Regions from separate parts of the Homo sapiens genome. Here regions 2 and 3 are each linked to region 1. Evidence: read pairs that join two places in POLR2A ChIA-PET (ENCODE). Cell type or tissue: GM12878. All regions are shown on one strand.

What was found. ChIA-PET counts read pairs that join two places held together with the same protein. Peaks named below come from ENCODE experiments on the same cell type or tissue, not always from the same donor. Only the 100,000 strongest peaks of a DNase experiment are listed, where the experiment ranks them.
Region 2: POLR2A ChIA-PET joins it to region 1 with 6 read pairs; 12 of 35 experiments call an interaction of 5 or more read pairs at or near these places.
Region 3: POLR2A ChIA-PET joins it to region 1 with 9 read pairs; 5 of 35 experiments call an interaction of 5 or more read pairs at or near these places.

Annotation. Positions count from the first base shown.
Region 1 is chr9:114,392,997-114,396,996 of GRCh38, reverse strand. It overlaps a transcript of AKNA not described here. Among named protein-coding and RNA genes, the nearest start is that of AKNA, 7.0 kb to the right of the region's middle. In GM12878, no CTCF peak of the experiment used is centred here; no DNase peak of the experiment used is centred here; H3K4me3 peaks cover 1,847 bases; H3K27ac peaks cover 1,821 bases.
Region 2 is chr9:114,493,416-114,497,415 of GRCh38, reverse strand. The region is part of intron 1 of WHRN (whirlin); the gene reads left to right. Among named protein-coding and RNA genes, the nearest start is that of WHRN, 10 kb to the left of the region's middle. RefSeq lists a silencer at 3,033-3,327. In GM12878, no CTCF peak of the experiment used is centred here; no DNase peak of the experiment used is centred here.
Region 3 is chr9:114,452,663-114,456,662 of GRCh38, reverse strand. All of the region lies in intron 3 of WHRN (whirlin), which reads left to right. Among named protein-coding and RNA genes, the nearest start is that of WHRN, 51 kb to the left of the region's middle. In GM12878, no CTCF peak of the experiment used is centred here; no DNase peak of the experiment used is centred here.

The sequences.
Region 1 (4,000 bases):
GGAATGGTCCCAGCTACAGGGCCGTCATACTGAGAGGGTGTTTTGGAAATTGGTGCACAACATGGACACTTCAGTTTCCCCCCGTGGGGGCGTGGAGAAGGAAAAGTATTTTTAAAGCATTCACATCCCCAGTCGAATTCCTGGTCCTTTTTATGTTTCCTCAGTCCTGGAAGGTGGGAATGATCTGGAGACCAGGAGTAAGAAGACCTGAGTTTAGATCCCCAGCCTGGATTCAGTTCTGAGTGCCTCAGTTTTCCCTTCCACAAAATGAGGTTGGTAATGCCCACTTTACCACCATTTTTTTTTTCTTTTTTTTTTTGAGATGGAGTCTAGCTCTGTCTCCAGGCTGGAGTGCAGTGGCGCGATCTCGGCTCACGGGAACATCTGCCGCCCAGGTTCAAGCGATTCTCCTGCCTCAGCCTCCTGAGTAGCTGGGATCACAGGCGTGTGCCACTACACCTGGCTAATTTTTGTATTTTTAGTAGAGATGGGGTTTCACCATGTTGGCCGGGATGGTCTCGATTTCCTGACCTCATGATCCTCCCACCTCGGCCTCCTGAAGTGCTGGGATTACAGGCGTGAGCCACCGCGCCCATCTACTTTACCACCATTTTAAGGCTTGAGTGAGGTGGCATCATAAGAAACTTTTGCTCAGTCCACATTCTAAATAAATGAGGAAACTGAGGCTCAAAGAAAGGAAGGAATAATGACAACAATAATACCATTGGTATTATTAGCTAATATCATAGGTAATATTTATTGAGTGCGACATTCTAGCCGCTGTGCCAGGGCTTTTACTGCAAGAAGTGAGGTTTGGGAGGGCAGGAGCTCTTATCTGTTTTGTCACCATTGTTATTCCCTAGTGTCTACCTAGTACAGAGCCCTACACAGAGTAGGTGCTCAAAACATTGTTGTTGATCATCTAGATTATATCAGTTACGTGATGTTGTCGAAGTGGGTGTTATTGTTGTCCCTCTTGTACAGATAGAAAGCCTGAGGTTCAGAGAGGTAAAGCCACTTGACGAGAGTCACACAGCTTCTCACTGGTGTTAGCGCATCCTTACTTTGGGGTGTGCAGGGTGTGCTGGTGTCAGCTCGGGAGAGTGGATTGTGCCCATCTCTTCCCAGTGCAGCATTCAGTGATATCAATAGCTTGAAATTGGCATGGCCAATTTCAGTAAGGGTATTTAACACCATCAAAATTAGTAACCACCACAAATCAGGGCTTTTTCTTACTTTTTTTTTTTTTTTTTTTTTTTTAAAGACAGCTGCAGGTGAAGGGTGTTGGGGGATGGAAGACCAGCCTTGCTTCTGCTTGGCAGCCTGGAGTTGGGGGCTTTTTGGCAGAGCCAAGTGGAGCCAGGCCAGAAGGCCTGCGCCCCACTGCAGCTCCCCTAAAGTATGCGATTTGGGAAGAAACCCTTTATGAGATGGCTTTTGTAGTGTACGGTGTGAGTTATGCAGTGCAGCAGCCCCTGACTTGGGAACAGGTTGGTATGAGCCTGAATTCCAGGCCAAAATGTCTGGCCTTTAACCTGAAAGTGACAGGAGCCACGGATGGTCGTTAAGCAGGGGAAAAACCTGACAGGATGGTGCCCTAAGATTTGTCATTGTGCCAAGGGATTGGGGGGTAAGTCAGGGTGGGTGATAGGGAAGAGGTGCGGCAGTTGGCCAGGGGAGCCAGGAGGCTAACAGAAGCTCCTCATTTTCTGAGTGTGTCCTGCGTACAAACACATTATCTTGTTACTTTACACATGCATGCCTGAGGGAAGGAGAAGCCTCTGTCTGTAGATGAGGATATCAGAGAAGTTCTGAAACAAAACAGCAAAGGGCTGATCTACCCAGGCTTCCTGCCCCCAAAGTCTCACATTCTCACTCCTCCCTCCCTCCTGCACCCCAGCTTGCTGTTCCATCTTGGCTCTGGGCTTCCTTGCCAAATGTCAGGCGAACTCCAGCTCCATTGCCGAGTGAGACCTTCTGCGCCCAGTGCCGCTCCCACACCAGCCCCTAGGTCCTTGCCAGCATTCTCCCCCCAGCCCCCCCACTGCCAGCTCAGCTTTTTCTGGGGAAGGAGCCTGGGATCAGGGCCAGAGTGGGATGTCCAGCTGTCAGTCTCCTCGGGGTCTTGGGACCACAGCCAAGGACCAGGACTGAGGAGGGGAGGTCTCAGGGTCTAAGAGGCACACTCAGTCCCCCACTAAGGATTCATCTGGAGGATAATGCTTTATTTGTGGGTACAGACCCAACTGTGCCTTAACATGCTGTGTGACTTTGGGCAAGTTGTGTAACCTCTCTGAACCTTTCTTCATCTGTTAAATGCCTAATTATTTATGAGGATCCAATCCAGCAACACATGCCATGCCTCCAAATGCAAAAAGTGGCTGAGGCTGGGCGCTGATTGCTTCCTTTCCTTTTAGTGATTTTCATGTGTTCCCACATGTTGCATAATGGCTGTATTGCAGAAAACAACATATTGTATTAGAGTTTAAACAGAGGAGGAGAAGGTGTGGGGGTTACAGAATGTTATAGGATGTCAGAGCTGTAAAGGGCCTCAAAGAACCCAACGATACATTTCGCCTTTCACAGGAGGGGCAACTGAAGACGGAGGTGCCCAAGGTCAGAAGGAAGCACCACACAGAGGTGAGGTGGTATTCGTTTGTTTTGTTTTTAAGAATAGTACATGTTCATTTCATTCTTATTTTTAAAGCAACTGTTATATTTGAAAAATACCCAAAAGGAAAAATGGTAAACTTCCCTATCAAAAAAACTTGCCTATAATTCTACTACCTAGTGATAATGATTGTAAACTTTTTTTTTTTTTAATTGAGACAGTTTCACTGTCATCGCCTAGGCTGGAGTGGGGTGGCACGATCTTGGCTCACTGCAACCTCTGCCTCCCAGGTTGAGGCAGTTCTCCTGCCTCAGTCTCCCGAGTAGCTGGGATTACAGGTGCACGTCACCACACCCAGCTAATTTTTGTATTTTTAGTAGAGACGGGGTTTCGCCATGTTGACCAGGCTGGTCTCGAACTCCTGACCTCAGGTGATCCTCCCGCCTCAGCCTCCCAAAATGCTGGGATTACAGGTGTGAGCCACGGCGCATGGCCTGTTGTAAACATTTTAAAGCATGTCTTTCTCTTTCTTTTGCTTTCTCTCTCTTTCTTTTTCCTATCCTGTCTCCTTCCTTTCTTCCTCCTCCTCTTCCTCCATATTTTACTGTTTTTTTTTTTAAGTGGACTCAAACTAGATATATATTATTTTATAACTGGCTTGTCCACTTAACATAACAAAATTTTTACATTATTTGATATTCTTCAATAGCATGACTGTTAACGGCAGCTAATATTATTCCTTTGAGTGGAACTATCACAATTTCTTTCAATGATCACCTGTTACGGGACACTGCTATTGTTTCCAACCATTTTACCTATTGCAAGTTTCAGTTGCAAAGTGATTAAGATCACACTGTCCAGGGCCGGGCACGGTGGCTCACGCCTGTAATCCCAGCACTTTGGGAGGCCGAGGCGGGTGGATCACGAGGTCAGGAGATCGAGACCATCCTGGCTAACACAGTGAAACCCTGTCTCTACTAAAAATACAAAAAAAAAAAAAAAATTAGCTGGGCGTGGTGGCAGGTGCCTGTAATTGCAGCTACTCAGGAGGCTGAGGCAGGAGAATGGCATGAACCCGGGAGGCGGAGCTTGCAGTGAGCTGAGATCGCGCCACTGCCCTCCAGCCTGGGCAACAGAGCGAGACTCCATCTCCAAAAAAAAAAAAAAAAAAAGATTATACTGTCCAGATTCAAACAGCTTGGTTCAAACCAGCTTCCTCACCTATAAAATAAAATGGGCATCATAATTTTTCCCTCCTTGGATTAGTATGAGGATTAAATAATGAGATCTGAGTCCATGGAAAGGCTTTTATAAGGTATTTGACACATAATAGGTGTTCAGTATAGTTTTGCTGTTAGCAGTCCCTTCCTGGCACGTGCACGGTTTGTT
Region 2 (4,000 bases), 100 kb before region 1:
CTCTGAGCATGCATAAATGGATTTATTTTTTCTTCCTTTACAGTCCCAGCACCTTTGGCTCCTTCCCCGTTTGAGAATTTGTGTTCCTTTTGCTAAATTGGCTGTGGCTTTGCTTCAGTTAGCAGCCAGTTTCGTCATGATTTTTTTTCTCTCCACCTGAGTTTCCTAATATCAGCATCCTCTCAACTCTGTATGCAAAGCAAATATATCAGCCTTCCATAAACAGGTCCCCAAATGTCCTCTTTCCTGGATTCTAAAGCTGTAGGCTGCAGGGAAGAACAGAGTAAAATGATGTAAAAAAGGATATTCCCAAATACCTGTGTGTTAGAGCCTTAGAAGTGGTAATTTACAATGTTAGCTTGCTTAGGAATTAACAAACTCCCCAGCCAGGCCTTAACCATGCTAAAGTTTGGGAAACACTGTCTTCCTTTAGGATTCCTCCATCCCCAACACTGTTTATCCCCATAAAGGCTTGACCAGAGAGGTGAACCTTTCCTGTCCCCATCCTTAACTATCTTGCAGCAAGATTCCACTTGTGTAAGGTCAACTGACGTACTGGAAAATCTGAGGAAGGGTGGTATGTACCCAAGAGGTTAGAGATGGGTTTTGGAGATGGACCTGGGTTCATCTGACAGTGTAACTTGGCTGTGACCTTGGGCAGGTCCCTTTGCCTTTCTGTTACTCAGATATCCTACCACCAAACCTGGCCCATAGTCCTCACAAACATGTCATTGTTGCTGTTGAACATCAGAAATCTGGAAAATATGGCAGTGGAGGTCCTGCTGCAAGCATTGTAATGAAAAATGGTATGGACTGCCTTCGCTTGTCTTTGAAAGTCTTCTGTTATGCCTGCTTAGTTTTTTTGTTTGTTTGTTTGGTTGGTTGGTTGGATTTTTTTAGGTGGCATTGGAAGAAAATACTGGACTCAGGGCCCATGTGATCCACTGTAGCTGTTTGAATTGCAGAGTCATTTACTGAATGTAGTCAATATCCCCACATAGACAGAGTTTCTTTAAAAACGTAATTGCTCCTATCTGGCTTTTGGCATCGGCATTTTTGCTTTATAGCAGTAATAAAGCCTGGTGGTTGAATAGAATTCTGTGTCCCCCCACCGTCCCTTCTGATGATCTGTGAGGCCTTATAGCAATGTGGGTGGCATACCAGACAGTTGCATGACCCAGAGTGTGACAGCATTGTCCCCTGGATCAGCTGCATCCATAACTTCGTTTCCCAGCAACCTTCCCTGATGGCCTCCCCAGGGACCCTGATGAGGAGGGAGAGGAGGTGGCTGTTTTTAGAGCCCATTAAAGCAATTAATGCAGGTGAAATTGGTGATTTGTTAACATGGGCTTCTGCACTTAAAAAAAAAACCCTGTAATTTATTTGAGCTACATCTGAAAAGGTGTACAAAGTCTCATTAAGAGGTTTCTGATTAAGAAAAGAAACGTGGTCCAGCTTTCAGAAATTAACCTCCCATGTGGATAGGAAAACTTTGAAAGTCAGGGGAGGGATTTTCCTTCTGCCATGTCCATCCTCCTGTCCCTGGACGGAGGGGTGGCATCCTTTGTAGTGTTTGGACCCAGTGTACCCTTTTCCTTTTCTTCATCTCTTTCCTTCTGCCTCCCTCTTCTTTCTCTTTAGAGAATCATACATTTCTCCCAAATTTTCCCTGACTCTCTTGAGCCCCTCTCCTCCTGCAAGTCCTTCCAATCCTGAGATTTTTAAGTCTGCTTCTCAGGTCCATATACATGTACAGCTCTCCCTCAAATTCCTCTTTCCCCAAATGTCTGCATCTCCACCCATCTTCTAGCCTTGTTGTCTCTGCACAGGATCTGTGCCTCCTTTTAGTGTATTTATCTATTTTTTAATTGCCTTCTCGTTGTGCTTTCTCTCGCTCTTAAATTGTGGATATTTCCCCTGCTCTTGTTCCCCACTTTCTCCCACTTGAGTATTGCACCAGCCCCAGGGAGGCTGGACTCTCCAGGCTTTACTTCTTTCCAGCACTTCTCAGACCACACCTCCCTCTTCCCCGTCACCACCATTGCCACCAGCACTGCCGAACTGTAGCATCCTCCTGGCCAGCCTGTCTGTCTCCTGTCTTGCTCGTCTGCCCACCGGTCTGATGTCCATCCTGTTGACCGGGTACACTCTCTAAATACATATCTCATCAAGCTGTGCCCTGTCTACAACCCTGCTCTTGAGCTGGGAGCCTGCAGGGCAGACGCCAAGCTCCTCAACCTGGTGTTTGGGCTGCCCATGCTCTGATCTTTACCAGCAGTCCTGTTCCCCAAGTTGTGTCCACTCTTGGCCAAGCAAGCAACATACCCTCCTCTGAAGCAAGGCTTTCACTCTCTCCACCTGTTGACACCACTTATCCTGTTAGGTGCAACCTCAGTACGTCCTCTCCAGAGGACCTGCCTGCTCACCTCTGCCGCTGTCCCCACCCTGAGGAGCCTGCTCTTCCCTCCTGAAACCCGCTCCCCCCCCCAGTGTCATGGCCTTTCTCACTTCTGTCATGACACAGATAATGCATTTCTTGGTGTTTTCTTTTCTTTGTTGCTCATTGTATGATAATAACCTTTGATAGAGGGCTTAGAATGAACCAGACACTGTTTTCAGTGTACGTGTATAAACTCAGTTAAGCCTCATAATCACCCTGTGAAGTTCAAGTAGGTATCATTTTCATCACTTTGTTTTCCAAAATTGCCAAGAGTTTGTCACTTGCCAGTCATCCCAAAGGTGGAAAGTGACAGAGCCAGGATTTACACCTAGGTTTTGTTGACTTGAGGGGTTGCGTCTTTGCCCCAACAGCAGAGAGAAGGGATGCCCCACAGTGCTCGAGCCTGAGCTCCGAAGCCCTGGGTTTCCAAGACTGGCTCTGCCACTTTCTAGCTGTGGGGCCTTGAACCAGCTTCCTAACGTCTCTGATTCTCAGATTCCTCTTCAGTGAAATTGTAATGGGAATAATAGTAAAGTAGCAGACAAGTTACTTACCTTCTCTGTTCAGGTTTCCTCATCTCTAAAATGGGGATACTGATGATTATGCAGACAATGTGTTAAAGCACTGGGTGCATCTATTGGTCTGAACATTTGATGATCATTTACCATGTTCAAACTCCTGTGTTGGGATCTGTTTTCCTACCAGATGCTGCTCTTCCTGGCAGTGTAGAAGGTACAAAACAGATAACACGCACAAGATGTTTACAGTACTTAGCGCACTAAAAAATATCACCACCACTGGGAATCTTCTGTGACATCACAAGCTCTGTGTGGGTTTCATGTAAATCCCCCACTGACACTTCACCATACCCCCCCGGGAGAGGACTCTGAGAATTGGAAGAGGAGGTGACCCATCACGGGCACACAGTCAGGGGCACACAGTCAGGGGTGGTGGGACTAGGATTTGAACCCAGGTATTCTGGCCTCCAAAGTGCATGCTCATTGCCAGGGCTCTCGGCTGGCTGCTAACGGAGAAGCACGGCATACAGCCCAGCGTGGTGCTGGCAAGAGCAGGAGTTCAGTAAATGTGCGTTTCCTCCCTGAGTTTTTTCCTTGTGGAAATGGCTTTGTAGCTATTTGATGAGAAAACCTAGGCTGCAGCTTCCCTGTTCTCCCCTGGGCACACTGTATGCATTTTATTGACTAGATTTCAGGGACAGAGGTGGCATTGGGCACTTTTTCCTTTTTGTTTTTTTCCTTTTTCCTCTCTCTTATCTCTCTCACCATGCCTTGACCTTTGTCAGGTTTTTATTTTGTACGTTGTCTGTGGAAATTCCCTGATAGATAACTGGTGACTTGTGAAATTATCTCATTGAATGGTGGAGTCTCTGAATTTGTCTACACTGCCTGATCAGCACACTTCAAGGATGAGAGGAGGGTCTCTCTCCTGGGCCTCATGTGAAAGGCTGGTGGTCATTAACTCTGCTGTCACAGACTGGACAAGTTAAAGGGGCATTTTGTTTGGTCATAGGAAACAAATGGAATAGAGGAATTTGTCTAG
Region 3 (4,000 bases), 60 kb before region 1:
AAAGACTGGGTCTCCTCATGTGGACCAGGCTGGTCTTAAACTCCCCACCTCAAGTGATTCGCCCACCTCAGCCTCCCAAAGTGCTGGGATTACAGACGTGAGCCACCACACCTGGCCCCTAACCCATATACTTTTGAGGAGGGAGAAAAATTCCCAGCTGAAGTACAGTGTTTATATACGACTCTTCTTGGTTTCTGTCTTATAAGATCGGTTGAACCAATGTTTCCCAGCTACTTAAGTCGGTTCCTTTCTTCTTCTATCCCCTTGCAGTGTGGTTATGGAAATCATTTGTAAGAGTTCTGCTGTCTTCATTCATCTCAGTCTGCATTCTGTCTTCCTCCCTGTGCCCGACACGTGCCCCCTCCCATACACATCCTGGTTGAGTTTTACAAATTTATATAAAGTCACTCTGTGATGTACAGTTCTACGAATTTGACAAATGCAGAGTTATGCATCCACCACTGCAATTCCAACACAAAAGTTTCCTGGATCTTTTGCCCATTTGGAGATGTTTTTTTTTTTTTAGAGTTTTTTTTTTTACACATTCTCAATACAGACAGTCTCTGACTTATCATGGGTCAACTTACGATTTTTCAACTTCATGCATTCAATAAAAACCATACTTCAAGTACCCATACAACCATTCTTTCACTTTTAATATAGTATTCAATAAATTATATGAGATATTCAATACTTCACTATGAAACAGGCTTTGTGTTAGATGATTTTGCCCAACTGTAGACTAATGTAAGTGTTCTGATTTAAGGCAGGCTAGGCTCAGCTGTGATGTCTGGTAGATTAGGTGTATTAAATGCATTTTTGATTTACAATATTTTCAACTTACTATAGGTTTATTGAGATATAACACCATCATAAGTTGAGGAGCATCTTTTCAAGTTCTCTGTTAGAAATGTGATTGGAAAATATTTTCTTTTTTTTTTTTTTTTTTGAGACAGGGTCTTGCTCTGTTGCCCCAGCTGGAATGCAGTGGCATGATCATAGCTTACTGGAGCCTTGACCTCCTGGGCTCAAGTGATCCTCTCACCTCCGCCTTCCTAGTAGCCGGGACTACAGGCATGCACCACCATATGTGGCTAATTTTTTTTGTATTTTTTGTACAGAAAGAGTTTTGTCATGTTGCCCAGGCTGGTCTTGAACTCCTGGGCTCAAGCAATCTGCCTCCCAAAGTGCTGGGATTACAGGCATGAGCCACTATGCCTGGCTGGAAAATATCTTCATTCTGTGGCTTGTCTTTGTCTTCTCTTAAAAGTATCTTTTCATCTTTTCAGGCATGGTGGTGCATGCCTATAGTCCCGGCTACTTGGGAGGCTGAAGTGGATCACCTGAGCTTTGGAAGTAGAGGCTGCAGTGAGCCGAGATCTAGCTGCTGCACTCCAGCCTGGGCAACGGGAGTGAGACCCTGTCTCAAAACAAACAAACAAACAAAAGTATCTTTTGCAGAGCAAGAATTTTTCATTTTAATAAAGTCTATTTTGTCAATCTTTTATTAGCCATATTTTGTCTAACCCAAGGTCACATAGATTTTGTATTATATATTCCTCTAACAGTATTATAGTTTTGCATTTTACATTTTAGTCTATGATTTATTTTGAGTTCTCATATAAAGTGTGAGATTGAGGTTCATTTGTTTGCATTATAGACAGCCAATTGTTCTAGCACCATCTGCTGAAAGGACTACCCTATCTCCAGTGAATTGCCTTTGCTCTTTTGCCAAAAATCACTTGGGTATATTTGTGTGGGTTTATTTCTGGACTCTATTCTGTTCCACTGATCTACGCACCCAGCCTTTCATTAACACTGCCCTATCTTGTTTACTGTAGCTTTACAGTAAGTCTGGAAGTTGGGTACAGAGTCCTCCAATTTGTTCTTATTTCAGAATTGTTTTGGCTCCTCTGGTTTCTCTGTATTTCCATAAAAAAAATTAGAATCAGCTTGTAAATACCTAAAAAAAAAATATAGCTTCCTGGGATTGGAATTGGAATTGTGTTGAATCTAGATCAAATTAGAAGATTTAACATCTTCATACTATTCAGTCTTGCAATCAATGAATACAGATCTCTCCATTTATTTAGGTTTTTTTTTGTTCTGTAATTGTCAGCCTGAAGAAACTACACATATTTTGTTAGCTATGTATACCTAAGTATTTTCAGCACTATTATAAATGGTACTGTTTTTATTAACTTTGGATTCCAGTTGTTCATTGTTAGAAATAGAATTGATTTTTATATGTTGGCTTTTGTATCTTTTGACTTTGCTAAACTCATTTATTAGTTCTGGGAGGTTTATTGCAGAGTCTGAAATTTTCTAGGCAGATGGTCAGAGTTTTATTTTTTCTTTTTGGATCTGTATGCCTTTTATTTCTTTTTCTTAACTTATTGCACTGACTACAATGTCTAGTATGATACTGAGTAGAACAGTTGAGAGAAAAATTTTGCCTTATTTCTATCTTAAAGGAAAGCATTAATTTTTCACCATGAAGTATGTTAGCTGTGGGATTTTCTGTGGATACTCTTCATCAGATTTGATTCCTACTTTGTTTAGAGAGTATCCTGAATGTATGTTGAATTTTTAAAGTATTTTTCTGATCATATGGCTTTTCTCTTTTAATCTGTTAATTACATTGATTTTCAAATGTTGAAACAGCCTTGCATTCCTTGTATAAACACTCTTGGTTGTGATAAATTATCCCTTATAGAGATTGCTGGATTTGATTTGCCAATGTTTTGTGGAGGATATTTCCATTTGTGTTCATGAAGGATAGTGGTCTGGGTTTTCTTTTCTTATAATGTATCTAGTCTTAGTATTATATAATGCTGGCTTCACAAAATGAGTTGGGAAGTCATTCATGAAAGTGTCTGGGCTTGAGTTTTTTTGGGGGAGATGATTTAACTATAAACTCCATTTTTTGGACATGTAATATATAGGATATCTATAGGTTATCTATTTTTCTTTCTTGAGTGTTAGTAGTTTGCGTCTCTCAAGAAATTGGTCCATTCATCCAAGTTGTGGAATTTAAAGGCAGAGAATTGCTTGTAAGGTGCCCTTATTATGTGAGTTTTTTTTAACTGTCAGGAATTATATAAATATTAAGACATTATTTTTGTCACCTTCATTAGGACTACCATAAAATCAGCCATAATCACAGAATGAAATACACTTAAAGGATCCTTATTAAACAAATATTATATAGTAACTGATGTAGTTTGGATATTTGTCCTCTCCGAATCTCATGTTGAAATGTGATCCCCAGTGTTGGAGGGGGCCTACTGGGAGGTGTTTGGGTCACAGGGGTGGACCCTTCATGAAGGGCTTGGTGCCCTCCCAGAGGTAATGAGTGAGTTCTTGCTCTATTAGTTCATGTGAGAGCTGGTTGTTTAAAAGAGCCTGGGACCTCTCTTACTCCTTCTCTCACCTTGTGACACACCTGCTCCCTTTTCACCATCTGCCATGAGTAAAAGCTTCCTGAGGCCTCACCAGAAGCAGATGCCAGCACCACGCTGTTTGTACAGCCTGCAGGACCATGAGCCAAGATAAACCTCTTTTCTTTATAAATTACCCAGCCTCAGGTATTCCTTTATAGCAATGCAAAACAAACACAGTAACCACACCCCTTCCTCCATGAAGAAACAGGAAGCAGGTGTGGAGAGTCTGTCAGGCTTGCTCTCGCCTCCCAGCAGAAGCATCAGGATGGAATCAGCAGACAAAGCCAAACTGCCTGATGGCAACGGGGCTCTATGCTGGGGGCCCAGAGCTCTGGGCCCTTCTCTCAGCCAGTCCTTTCCTTCCTTCTGGCCCTCAGCATCCCCATGTGTGAAATGGAGGGTTGGCAGCTGAGATCTGTGAGTGTAGACTGATTCCCGCCATCTGCCCTCCATCAGGGAGGAGCTGAAGATGGCACCTAATGTCCAGAGAGCACCTGTGATGAGCAAACCTCACTGTGGGCCAGGCTGCTACCCAGCCTCTTTTAGCCCAAAGGCAA